Regions from separate parts of the Homo sapiens genome. Here all the other regions are linked to region 4. A link is a contact called in ENCODE Hi-C or POLR2A ChIA-PET data. All regions are on one chromosome and are shown on one strand. Each heading gives the region's core, a stretch centred on a gene start or an enhancer-like site at or near the end of the contact. The rest is flanking DNA. Distances are from core to core; before and after follow the strand shown. Region 1 holds the start of WDR89 (WD repeat domain 89). Region 2 overlaps PPP2R5E (protein phosphatase 2 regulatory subunit B'epsilon). Region 3 has its middle 21 kb from the start of SGPP1. Region 4 holds the start of MTHFD1 (methylenetetrahydrofolate dehydrogenase, cyclohydrolase and formyltetrahydrofolate synthetase 1).

Region 1 (2,700 bases), core at 162-2,661, 750 kb before region 4:
AATTCACTTCTAGGTGTGTTTTATTGACTTTTTTTTTTCTCTTTTTTGAGACGTTGTCTCACTCTGTCGCCCAGGCTGGAGTACAGTAGCACGATCTTGGCTCACTGCAACCTCTGCCTCCCGGGTTCAAGCGATTCTCCTGCCTCAGCCTCCCGAGTAGCTGGGACTACAGGCGCCCGCCACATTTTTGCATTCGTAGTAGAGACGGGGGTTTCACCATGTTGACCAGGCTGGTCTCGAACTCCTGACCTCGTGATCCGCCCGCCTCGGCCTCCCAAAGTGCTGGGATTACTGGCGTGAGCCACCGCGCCCAGGCTTTTATTGACTTTAAATAATTTCAAATTAATAAAGAAAACGGCCGGGCACGGTGGCTCACGCCTGTAATCCCAGCACTTTGGGAGGCAGAGGCGAGTGGATCACCTGAAGTCAGGAGTTCGAGACCGGCCTGACCAGTATGGTGAAATCCCGTCTCTACTAAAAATACAAAAATTAGCCGGGCGTGGTGCCAGGCGCCTATAATCCCGGCTACTCGGGAGGCTGAGGCTGGAGAATCGCTTGAACCCGGGGGGCGGAGGTTGCAGTAAGCCGAGATCGCCCCACTGCACTCCAGCCTGCGCGACAGCCTGAGACTCCATCTCAAAAAAAAAAAAAAAAAAGAAAAAGAAAAAGAAAAACAAAAAAGAAAACAGGAGCAACATTTTACAAATTATACCATCTTTTAATTTTACATCCATGGAAGCTGAATGCCACAATTTGTCAGAGACAAGCTAAAGAAAACACAAGAATGAGTAATGTCTAACACTGCTTCGCGTGAAAATGAGAACACTCACAGTACCTACCTCTTTAGATAGCCATGTGGTTTAAATGATATAATAGACCAGTTGCTGGTATCATACCACATCCCATACTACGGGTCGTCTCTTCCCAAGTGAAAATCTGCTTTCTGGCCTACAAAAGGATTATACTAAACCCTTTTAGTGGTGGGGAGAGTATCCGTGGAGAGGAAAGAGCAGGAGGAAACAGGTCTTTCCCTGAAAATGAGCAAGGGCGTTTGGCTTTTATTGAAAAACGCCCCAGAGGAAGTACTGGGAACTGCACCGGCAACAGCAGCCTGACCCGCAGAAGTTTCTTTGGCCAGGGCCAGCACAGGTTTGACCTGGTGGCTCCGACGGCGGAGCGAGACTGCCAACACGTGCACACTCCGTCCAGACCTCCCACTTCCCTCCGCGCTCCCGCGATAGCTGTCCAGCAACTCTAGCTTTCTAGACTCAACCACGGCGTCGCCGCTCGTCGAGAGGGCTGCCCATCCCGGGGACCCGCCCAGCCTGGCCCAGCAAAATGTACCTTAGTAGCCTCAACCTGTACCGGAGAAAACGCAGGCTGCGCGGCGGCTTAGAGCGGTCAAGTGGAACCCCGCCTCGACCTCTCTGATTGGGTAATGCGCACAAGAAAATCAAGAGGATTGGTCGGCTGCAGAGAGGCGGCCCGTAACGCGACGCGAAAGAAGTGGGGCATAGCGGCCCGGGGAATTCTTGCTAGCTTCCGATTGGACGAAAGCAGAACGCCTGCCCCTTCGTAGACCCAGCGTACGTACAACGCTCACACCACCACGCCGTACGCTGCGTTAGCGGAAGTTTAATGGCCCCATTGGTGGGATGCGTGGCCAATAAAGGGCAAGAATAAGGCGGATTCCGCCTTCCTCGTGGCTGACTGGATGCATCCGCTGGTACTGATTTACGTGAGTTTCAGCATTTAGACGTTCCGAGTTTCCACCGAGCCAGAGTTGGGTAGAGAGTTATTAAGATGACTAGGAGACTAATGCGGGGAGAAATAATTTAGTAGTTAGACTCAGGCCCTGAAACTACCACTCGTGTTCAGAAAGTCTACGTAATACCTTATTGTTTTCACGCGAAGAAACCAGCCCTTCAGGCCGGGCTGAATGTGGTTTAGGGATTCTCTGGCTGTCATTGGGTGAAAAAGCGATCAGTTTGAAGGTAGCTCCGCCTGGGCTCTAGGGAACTCTGGGATTTGTAGTCCGGAACTTTCGAGTCCTGTAGCTTTAAATGTGGTTGTTGCTACTGAGTTCTTTCATGTTGTTAATAACACCCATTGACATTTATTGTGGTTTGTTGGACTTTTTATCCTTTCGTTTATCAGCAGCATTAAAGACAACATTTAAGAAATGTGTAAACACTGCATGTATGTTCGTAAACAATAAATGTTAGTGTTTCCAACAATTTACTGCTGTGCCTAGCTGTATACTATATGTTCATGCTTACTGTACTAAGTAGATACTAAAATTATTTGTTTCTAAAACTTTTGCTGTTACAACAAAACAGTCTGATTTTCATATTAGTGTCCATTTACGATTATTTGAACCCTACATTTAGCAATTATGTGTACTGTGATGGCATAGGTAGCAGCTGCTTACATGAATCAAGTGTTGTTATGACATGAAGCAGAACTGGCTGCTATCTTCACAGGAAAATAGGGCTATGCTTAAAATGTCAAGCAAGACCACCATCAGGAGGAATACACATTGTATATTATTAAAGACTGTATTATAGTGTCTATTTTCAGCCTTTATTAAAACAGTTTTAGGACAGGCTTTTCCTGAGTCTATAGAATCCTGAACTCTTCTGTGAGCTAATTTAGCGGTATTTCATTTTTGTGTCTAGCAAAAGTAAAACCATTAATAAA
Region 2 (2,701 bases), core at 200-2,699, 920 kb before region 4:
CAACTTCACTACAAAGAACCAGAAGGGATAATTTTACACCAAAATGAAATACTTCCTCCTCTCCATTTATTTGGACAGATAAATGTGGCAGTAGGATTATAAAGAATAAACAATGATTTTTGTCCTCCTCATCTCCTACCTCCCCACACCCCCCACTTTTTTTGAGACAAGGTCTCACTCTGTCACCCACGCTAGAGTGCAGTGGCACAGTCACAGCACACTGTAGCCTCGACCTCCCTGGCTGAAGCAATCCTCCCATTTCAGCCTCCCAAGTGGCTGGGATTACAGGCATGCACCACCACACCTAGCTAATTTTTGTAGTTTTTGTAAAGACAGTGCTTCACTATGTTACCCAGGGTGGTCTTGAACTCCTAGGCTCAAGGGATCCTTGCCGCCTGGACCTCCCAAAGTGCTGGGATTACAAGTGTGAGCCCCTGCATCCAGCCTCCTACCTCCCTACTTATAGCCCAGTTCCAACCCCAAGGCACACAGTATTCCACAATCACACTCTGCACTCATAACCTTTCCATAAGTTTAAAAAAAAAAAAAAACCGACTTGCCCTCTGATAATGTGGTGATTGATTATCCTGTCTACTAAAGGGTTAAGGGGTTATCTCTAGGAAGAACATATTTATATTATTAAAAAATACTTCATAGTGACAATAACAAAATGGCTTCATCCAATTGCATAATTTTAATAGGAATTTCCAGCATAAAACAAGCAAATTATCTGAAGACTCTATTGACACCTAATCTACTTTCACAGGATCATAAAAACAAGCCTTTATCAACAGATTAAAAAAAAAAAAAAACGTGGCTGAGCACAATGGCTCACACCTATAATCCCAACACTTTTGGAGGTTGAGGTGGGAAGATCAACACAGAAAGACCTCCGTCTCTACAAAAAAAAAAAAAAAATTACAGCATCCTAATAAAAAGATAAAATGTCTAATTCTGAAATTTTGACAATCTACATTGCTTGCTTGTACCATTAATGCACCCTGATATTACAAAGGTGACCAAGCAATAGCTTCTGAGCCATTTTTTACCCCACCCTGAAGTCCAAAGCAAGCATAGCATGCAGATGACAACATTTCTTTGAAAAAAGCCAAGTGGGGCAAGTTCAAGAGAGACCACTCTGAATGACATTCATCTAGATTCCAGAAACTCTCATATTACATAAATCTGCAAAAACACGCACCAGGCTCTCTTTGAGAATGGAGAGTACACATAAAAATGCGTAAGTTTCAAATTTCTGATAAAACCAGATGTCTTATGTATAGATTGTTCATAGACCCAGATGGGCCAGAAGAACCTCATTCATACAACTCTCACAAGTTTTCAGAATCTATCCTCTATTGAAAATATCATGATCTCCTACAGACAATACACTCTTTCAGGATCTTGACTATAAGCAATGTCAAAATACACTTGTTAATTAATGAATGAATAACCCAAAATAAACAAGAGTCACTGAAGACAGGTCAGGTATTAGAAAAAGATACGCATTCTAAAGAGCCATTTCCTGTTTCACAATAAATAGTTTCTGAAAATCTTGAATGAGTCATCCCTTCCCAGTCATATCATGTATACATAATAATAGTAAAAACTTAGTAAGCACTTACTCTGTGGCAGTCACTATTATAAGGAGTTTACATGTATTAACTCCTTTAATCCTTTCTACAATGCTGTGAGGTAGGTATTACCAACCTTATTTTTACATATAAAAATTGGCCCAAAGATATTTAGCAACTTGCCCACCATCACACAGCTGGAAAGGGGGCCCTGCTGAGCTTCAGACCTCCACAATCTGGCACCTGTACACTATCCCACCTCTGCTAAAGACTAATGAGAGCTGGCTTATCACTACTGATCATTTTTGTTTTCATCTAATATCTACAACGTACACTGGAGGGACCATCTGGAAGGGTTAATCTTCCTAATCTTCCTAACAGACTCTTTAACATAGATTGAGGAAGACAAGCATTCTGTCATCTATCTCCTCTTTGTACCAAGCAAAATGCAACTACCAAGGGTTAGAAAGATTCTCCAGCTGGCCTGTTATTTCTGTTAATATTTAAAAGCCCCCTTAGGCTGGGCACAGTGACTCATGCCTGTCATCCCAGCACTGTTGGAGGCCAAGGCAGGTGGATCACCTGAGTCAGATGTTCAAGGCCAACCTGGCCAACATGGCAAAACCCCATCTCTACCAAAAATACAAAAATTAATCGGGCATGGTGACAGGCGCCTGTAATCCCAGCTACTCAGGAGGCTGAGGCAGGAGAATCGGCTGAACCCAGGAGGCGGAGGTTGAAATGAGCTGAGATCACGCCATTTCACTCCAGCCTGGGTGACAAGAGTGAATCTCCATCTCAAAAAAAAATAAAATAAAGGACCCCTTTACATTAGTGTTAAGTCTCTCAAAAGATGATTCAAAGTCTTCTCTAACCTTCCAGCCTTCTCCTTTGCACTAAAGCTGGCTTACTTCAAGACTTCAACCTTGTTTGGATTTAATTTACTGTTCAGGAAAATGTAATGACACAGAAGTTTGGTTGTTTCATTTTGTTTTGAACACCTGACATTTGTTGAACTTGCATATGATTTGGAGTCTAACTGAGAGTTCAAACCTGTATTATCACCAGCACAGCCTAAGGTCAATTAGAAAGCCAGTTAGGTTGAATTGCTTTCAGCTAGTGATGGG
Region 3 (2,706 bases), core at 35-2,534, 640 kb before region 4:
AGTTATTTGTGAGGAGAGGAATGGAGATTTGGACAGCCTGTGTCTGGCACTGTCATAGCTAAACAAGGTAGGCATCCCTGAGTCTTATCTAACTCATATGGGGGAGTAGCTATTTTTTTAGAACACAAAAAGATGAAGGGATTTCCTAACCTTCAGGTTAAGTTCAACATTATCAAATAAAATGGCATTATTTTCTACTCAGATTCCCATTAAGGAATAAAAGTGTTAGTATTCTTTGGGTGTCAATGGCAACACTATTTGAGTTTCATTTCAACACCCAGGTGTCATCATTCACTCTGACACACCCACATTCAGTGATAGGACAAGGACTCTAGTATTTTTACGTTTATGGAACAGAAGTGGTTGCCATATGCTAAAATTGTTGCTGAAAAGTATACCGCAAGTAGAAGAACTTAGGTTATGCAAACGGAAGATATGCTTCAAATCAGCAGTTTGAAAACTGTAGTTTTAATGTTACTAACTTAGGATAACAAGGGGAAGCAACCTTAGAGGTTTCTCAACTTAAGACTAGAAAAAGATGTTATTTTTTTCTTCTTCTTCTTTTTTTTGTTTTTTTTTTTTTTTTGAGACAGAGTCTCAGCTGCAGCCATGAGCTCTTGGGCCCAAGTAATCCTCCTACCTCAGCCTCCCAAGTAATTGGAACCACAGGTGTGCACCACTGATGCAGGAGTTAAAAAGGAATTATTTAGGCAGATAATGGGGGTAAGGAAGTCCTCCGTAAGGTTTTCCTTTTAATGAAAAGCAGCCCTGCCGGGCGCGGTGGCTCACACTTGTAATCCCAGCACTCTGGGAGGCCGAGGCGGGCGGATCATCTGAGGTCGGGGGTTTGAGACCAGCCTGACCAATGTGGAGAAAACCCGTCTCTACTAAAAATACAAAAACTTGGCCAGGCTTGGTGGCACATGCCTGTAATCCCAGCTACTCCGGAGGCTGAGGTAGGAGAATCGCTTGAACCCGGGAGGCTGAGGTTGAAGTGAGACGAGATTGCACCACTGCACTCCAGCCCAGGCAATAAGGGCAAAACTCCATCTCAAAAAAAAAAAAAAAAAAAAAAAAGGCAGCCCCAAAATAATTTTCTTTTCTAACAAACAGCAGCCTGTAAAATTGAGCTGCAGACATAGACAAGCAAGCTAGAAGCTTGCACAGGTGAATGCCAGCAGCTGTGCCAATAGGAAAAGGCTACCGGGGACTAGGCATGTTCAGAACAGTGGCTCCATGTTCCCTTCTCTTTGCCAGTCACGTGTGCAGCAAGGAGCGGACAACACGGCGCCGGCCAAGTGGAAAGTCCATTTGCATAATAAGATTAGGGTGCATTGGCCAGCCTTCCCCATGCTCTATGTAAACATCACACCTGGTATAACCAATCTGTGGTTATGTAAATCGGACACTGCCTCCTTCAGCCTGCCTATAAAATCCGGTGCACTCCCATTCCAGCCCAGAATTCCCATTCGGGGGCTCCTGTCTCTTGCAAGAGACAGAGCTGTTCTCCTTTCTCTTTCTTTATCTATTTATTTATTTATTTATTTTTATTTTTGAGACGGAGTCTCGCTCTGCCGCCCAGGCTGGAGGGCAGTGGTGCGATCTCGGCTCACTGCAAGCTCCGCCTCCCGGGTTCAGGCCATTCTCCTGCCTCAGCCTCCGGAGTAGCTGGGACTACAGGCGCCTGCCACCACGCCCGGCTAAAATTTTGTATTTTTAGTAGAGACGGGGTTTCACCATGTTAGCCAGGATGGTCTCGATCTCCCGACCTCGTGATCCACACCTCGGCCTCCCAAAGTGCTGGGATTACAGGCGTGAGCCACTGCTCCCGGCCTTTCTTTGCCTATTAAACCTCTGCTCCTAAACTCCTTGTGTGTGTTCATGTCCTTAATCTTCTTGACGCAAGACGAGTAACAGCGGGTATTTGCCCCAGATAAGGATGCCACTTCACCACCACACATGGCTAATTTTATTTATTTTATTGAATAACTTTTAGTAAGAAACCTCACCTGGATTTTTAAAACAAAATTTTGTTTAATATCTTTTTTTTTTTTTTTTTTTTTTTGAGACGGAGTTTCGCTCTTGTTGCCCAGGCTGGAGTGCAATGGCATGATCTCTATCATGGCTCACTGCCACCTCCACCTCCCGGGTTCAAGCAGTTCTCCTGCCTCAGCCTCCTGAGTAGCTGGGATTACAGGTGCCCGCCACCACGCCTGGCTAATTTTGTATTTTTAGTAGAGATGAGGTTTCTCCATATTGGTCAGGCTGTTCTCCAACTCCTGACATCAGGTGATCTGCCCACCTCAGCCTCCTAAAGTGCTGGGATTACAGGCATAAGCCACCATGCCTGGCCCTTTAATATCTTTTAGTAAGAACATTTTTAATTTTTTTGTATTTTTTACTTATTTTTTTGTTTGTTTTTTTGAGGGAGGGTCTTGCTCTGTTGCCCAGGCTGGAGTACAATGGCACCGTTACAGCTCACTGCTGCCTCAACCACCTGGACTCAAGTGATCCTCCTGAGTAGCTGGGACTATAGGTATGTGCCACCATGCCTGGCTAATTTTCTTTTTGTATTTTTAAATAGAAACAGGGTTTGGCCATATTGCCCAGGCTGGTCTCAAACTCCTGAGCTCAAGGGATCTTCCTGCCTTGGTCTCCCAAAGTGCTGGGATTACAGGCATGCTCCACTGTGCCCAGCCTATTTTT
Region 4 (2,761 bases), core at 63-2,562:
ATCCCAGCTACTCGGGAGGCTGAGGCAGAGAACTGCTTGAACCCGGGAAGCGGAGGTTGCAGTGAGCCAAAATCGTGCCACTGCACTCCAGCCTGGGCGACAGAATGAGACTCCGTCTCAAACAAACAAACAAAAAAAGTTTTAGATGAGCTCTGCCAGTAGTAAACGGCTTGTAAAAGAAACCCGGTATCTGGTCAAGTCCTAAGTGACCTGAACCACGCATCTTCAGGACTCTACTGGGATGACTGTAACCTGAACGCGGTTCCTAGAGCAGAGCAAGCATATTCCTTGGACTCAGTAACACAAGGGGCCAGTCCTCTCCAGCATCCCAGCTGCCACCGCCCTGTCAGGCTCCCCAGGCAATTGTCCATCTTACTCCTTCTCCAGCGTGGACGCTTAAGGGGAGGGAGCATCCCTCCTCGAGGGTCAACTGGCATGTAGCTTACGAAGACCGCGTGAGTTCTCCAACCCCAGACTTGCTGCGGGGCGGGGACGTGGGGGTGACAAAATCCAGACTACGACCCTCCATGAGCCCTGGCAACCCCGGGGTGACCCCAACACCGATGAGGCCACGCGCGCTCCAGCTCTGACACTCCTTCCAGATCGGCGGGGCCTGAAACAGCGGGCTAAGCTTCACCTACGGCTGAGCGTCAGATTCAGCTGAGGAGATTCTAAAAGCGCTATGCTGGGCCCAGACCCAGGCCCTCCAGAGCAGAACGCGGAGGGGCCCGACCCCAGTCTGGTGGCGTAGGTGTGTGACAAAGTATGAGGGCGCGCCAAGCTCTCCAGTTCCACATCTGCTGTCGAGTCCAGCGCCTGCCACGCTCCCGTGCGGGGACCCGCCCAAAACTCCCTGGAAGCCAGGCGATTCAGACCCCGCCACCGCGTCCCCAGAGACTGGGCGGAAACCGGAGACTCGCCTCCCGAACCCGCGAAACTATCTCCCGCGAGACTGCCCCGCCCCAACCCCGCCCCGCAACTCTACTCCCTGATTGGCTGGAATTACGGCCGGATTCCGGAGTCCTTTCCAGCTCCCTCTTCGGCCGGGTTTCCCGCCGAATACAAAGGCGCACTGTGAACTGGCTCTTTCTTTCCGCCAATCATTTCCGCCAGCCATTCATCACCGATTTTCTTCATCTTCCCCTCCCTCTTCCGTCCCGCAGTCCCCGACCTGTTAGCTCTCGGTTAGTTAAGGGACTCGGGTCCTTCCGAACTGCGCATGCGCCACCGCGTCTGCAGGGGGAGAAGCGGGCAGGGGCGCAGGCGCAGTAGTGTGATCCCCTGGCCAGTCCCTAAGCACGTGGGTTGGGTTGTCCTGCTTGGCTGCGGAGGGAGTGGAACCTCGATATTGGTGGTGTCCATCGTGGGCAGCGGACTAATAAAGGCCATGGCGCCAGCAGAAATCCTGAACGGGAAGGAGATCTCCGCGTAAGCACCTGACATTGTTGTTGAGTGTGGGGCTGTGGACGAGGGCTCTGAGGGTGTGCAGGTCCCCCGGACCCATTTTTTGCGGGAGGGACACTTGTAGCGGAAGAGTTAGGCCCATAACACCTGAAGACCTGCAGCCAAAGAAAGAGAACCCGGGCACAACCTGCGTTTGCAAGTGGACTGCCTAGTGGCTGTAGCCGCTGGCTCCTGTGCTTCGGGGAAAAGTCCTGTGCCGACTATGCTCCCAAACGCGCAGCTGCTGGTGACTTTCTGCCGGGAGAGTGGGTAGTTGCGGCTTCCTGGAGCCCCCCTAGTCAGAACTCAGAAATCCAATCTACTTAATTCCCGTTAATTTGGAGGTGAGTAGATGGAGACTAGTGAGGTGACAAGGCTTGACAAGACTACAAGGCTGATAATGACAGAGGGTCCTTCCAGCTCATAGCTTTTCCCACTATACCATAGTCTTATCATACGCTAAGTGAAATCTAATACATTTTTCCTTTCTCTTCAATCTCGTGCTTCTCTCTAACAGCCATCTCTCTGCCCTGGTCCTAGAGTTACTTGAAACGTAATTTGGCTCCTGAGTCCTGAGAATATTCTGCATTCCACTTGACCTCTGCCTGTTCTACCCTTGCGGGACATCTGAATGCTTAATTAGTGGGTATCGTTGCCAGCTTTACTCCCAGGAAGTAACACTGGCTGCTTTTTGTCTGGGAGGTGACTGGTGAGGAAAAATGAGAGTAGAAGGAAGAGGGAAAAATATATTCCCTCTAGTAGATGAAGGAGGGAAAGATATATTCTGTGTGACCTTACTGAGTTTGCTCTTGGGACCTTTCACATCACCCGTTATGTAAGTAACTGTTGCCAGCCACAGCAGTTACTAAATTGTAATTGTCCTGTAACTCCTAACTTTGTAATAGGTTTTTGAGTGAATTACAAAGTCATCGGTGGTGAAAAGTCCGGGCCCAGTGGCTCATGCCTGTAATCCCAGCACTTTGGGAGGCCGAGGTGGGTGGATCACCTGAGGTCTGGAGTTCAAGACCAGCCTATCCAAAATGGTGAAACCCCATCTCTACTAAAAATACAAAAAATTAGCCGAGTGTGGTGGCAGGCATCTGTAATCCCAGCTACTTGGGAGGCTGAGGCAGGAGAATCACTTGAACCTGGGGGGCAGAGGTTGCAGTGAGCTGAGATGCGCCATTGCACTCCAGCCTGGGCAACAAGAGCGAAACTCCGTCTAAGAAAAAAAAAAAAAGAAATCACAATACTTACTGCTTAGTGCTTTTCAACATGTGGCTTGCTAAACTGTATTTCTGCTTTACTTTCTGTTTTT

Evidence for each region. A loop is a pair of places that touch in the nucleus more often than their neighbours do. ChIA-PET counts read pairs that join two places held with the same protein, here RNA polymerase II (POLR2A). Pooled maps may share reads with other maps.
Region 1: a loop to region 4 is called in a map of B cell, with 24 times the contacts of the local background. The contact joins the promoter of WDR89 here to the promoter of MTHFD1 in region 4. A Hi-C loop is called at or near these places in 4 of 168 maps with a recorded cell type or tissue (B cell, CD4-positive, alpha-beta memory T cell, CD8-positive, alpha-beta T cell and 1 more), 9 of 37 single-sample maps with no recorded cell type and 24 of 50 pooled maps. POLR2A ChIA-PET finds 5 or more read pairs at or near these places in 6 of 52 experiments (Caco-2, HepG2, MCF 10A and 3 more).
Region 2: a pooled map shows a loop between it and region 4 (8-fold over the local background). The contact joins the enhancer-like site here to the promoter of MTHFD1 in region 4. A Hi-C loop is called at or near these places in 2 of 37 single-sample maps with no recorded cell type and 8 of 50 pooled maps.
Region 3: a pooled map shows a loop between it and region 4 (10-fold over the local background). The contact joins the enhancer-like site here to the promoter of MTHFD1 in region 4. A Hi-C loop is called at or near these places in 3 of 37 single-sample maps with no recorded cell type and 7 of 50 pooled maps. POLR2A ChIA-PET finds 5 or more read pairs at or near these places in 6 of 52 experiments (A549, Caco-2, HepG2 and 2 more).

The regions. Positions count from the first base shown.
Region 1 is chr14:63,640,460-63,643,159 of GRCh38, forward strand. It overlaps WDR89 (WD repeat domain 89), which reads right to left and starts at 1,412. Exons shown (of 3, transcript NM_080666.4): 1 at 1,345-1,412. LOC105370532 (a long non-coding RNA gene) reads left to right here and starts at 1,602. Exons shown (of 3, transcript XR_001750790.3): 1 at 1,602-1,738. RefSeq lists enhancers at 1,000-1,659, 1,214-1,313, 1,724-1,993.
Region 2 is chr14:63,469,927-63,472,627 of GRCh38, forward strand. The region is part of intron 2 of PPP2R5E (protein phosphatase 2 regulatory subunit B'epsilon); the gene reads right to left. Among named protein-coding and RNA genes, the nearest start is that of PPP2R5E, 72 kb to the right of the region's middle. RefSeq lists an enhancer at 1,729-1,808. Within about 2 kb of position 1,450, at least 6 of the 41 ENCODE cell types and tissues checked have a DNase peak (open chromatin) inside an H3K27ac peak, as active enhancers do.
Region 3 is chr14:63,747,692-63,750,397 of GRCh38, forward strand. No RefSeq gene overlaps it. Among named protein-coding and RNA genes, the nearest start is that of SGPP1, 21 kb to the left of the region's middle. Within about 2 kb of position 1,285, at least 6 of the 41 ENCODE cell types and tissues checked have a DNase peak (open chromatin) inside an H3K27ac peak, as active enhancers do; they include OCI-LY7, where a contact is called at or near this core.
Region 4 is chr14:64,387,041-64,389,801 of GRCh38, forward strand. It overlaps MTHFD1 (methylenetetrahydrofolate dehydrogenase, cyclohydrolase and formyltetrahydrofolate synthetase 1), which reads left to right and starts at 1,313. Exons shown (of 28, transcript NM_005956.4): 1 at 1,313-1,428. The coding sequence starts at 1,388. RefSeq lists enhancers at 376-475, 496-555, 1,076-1,165.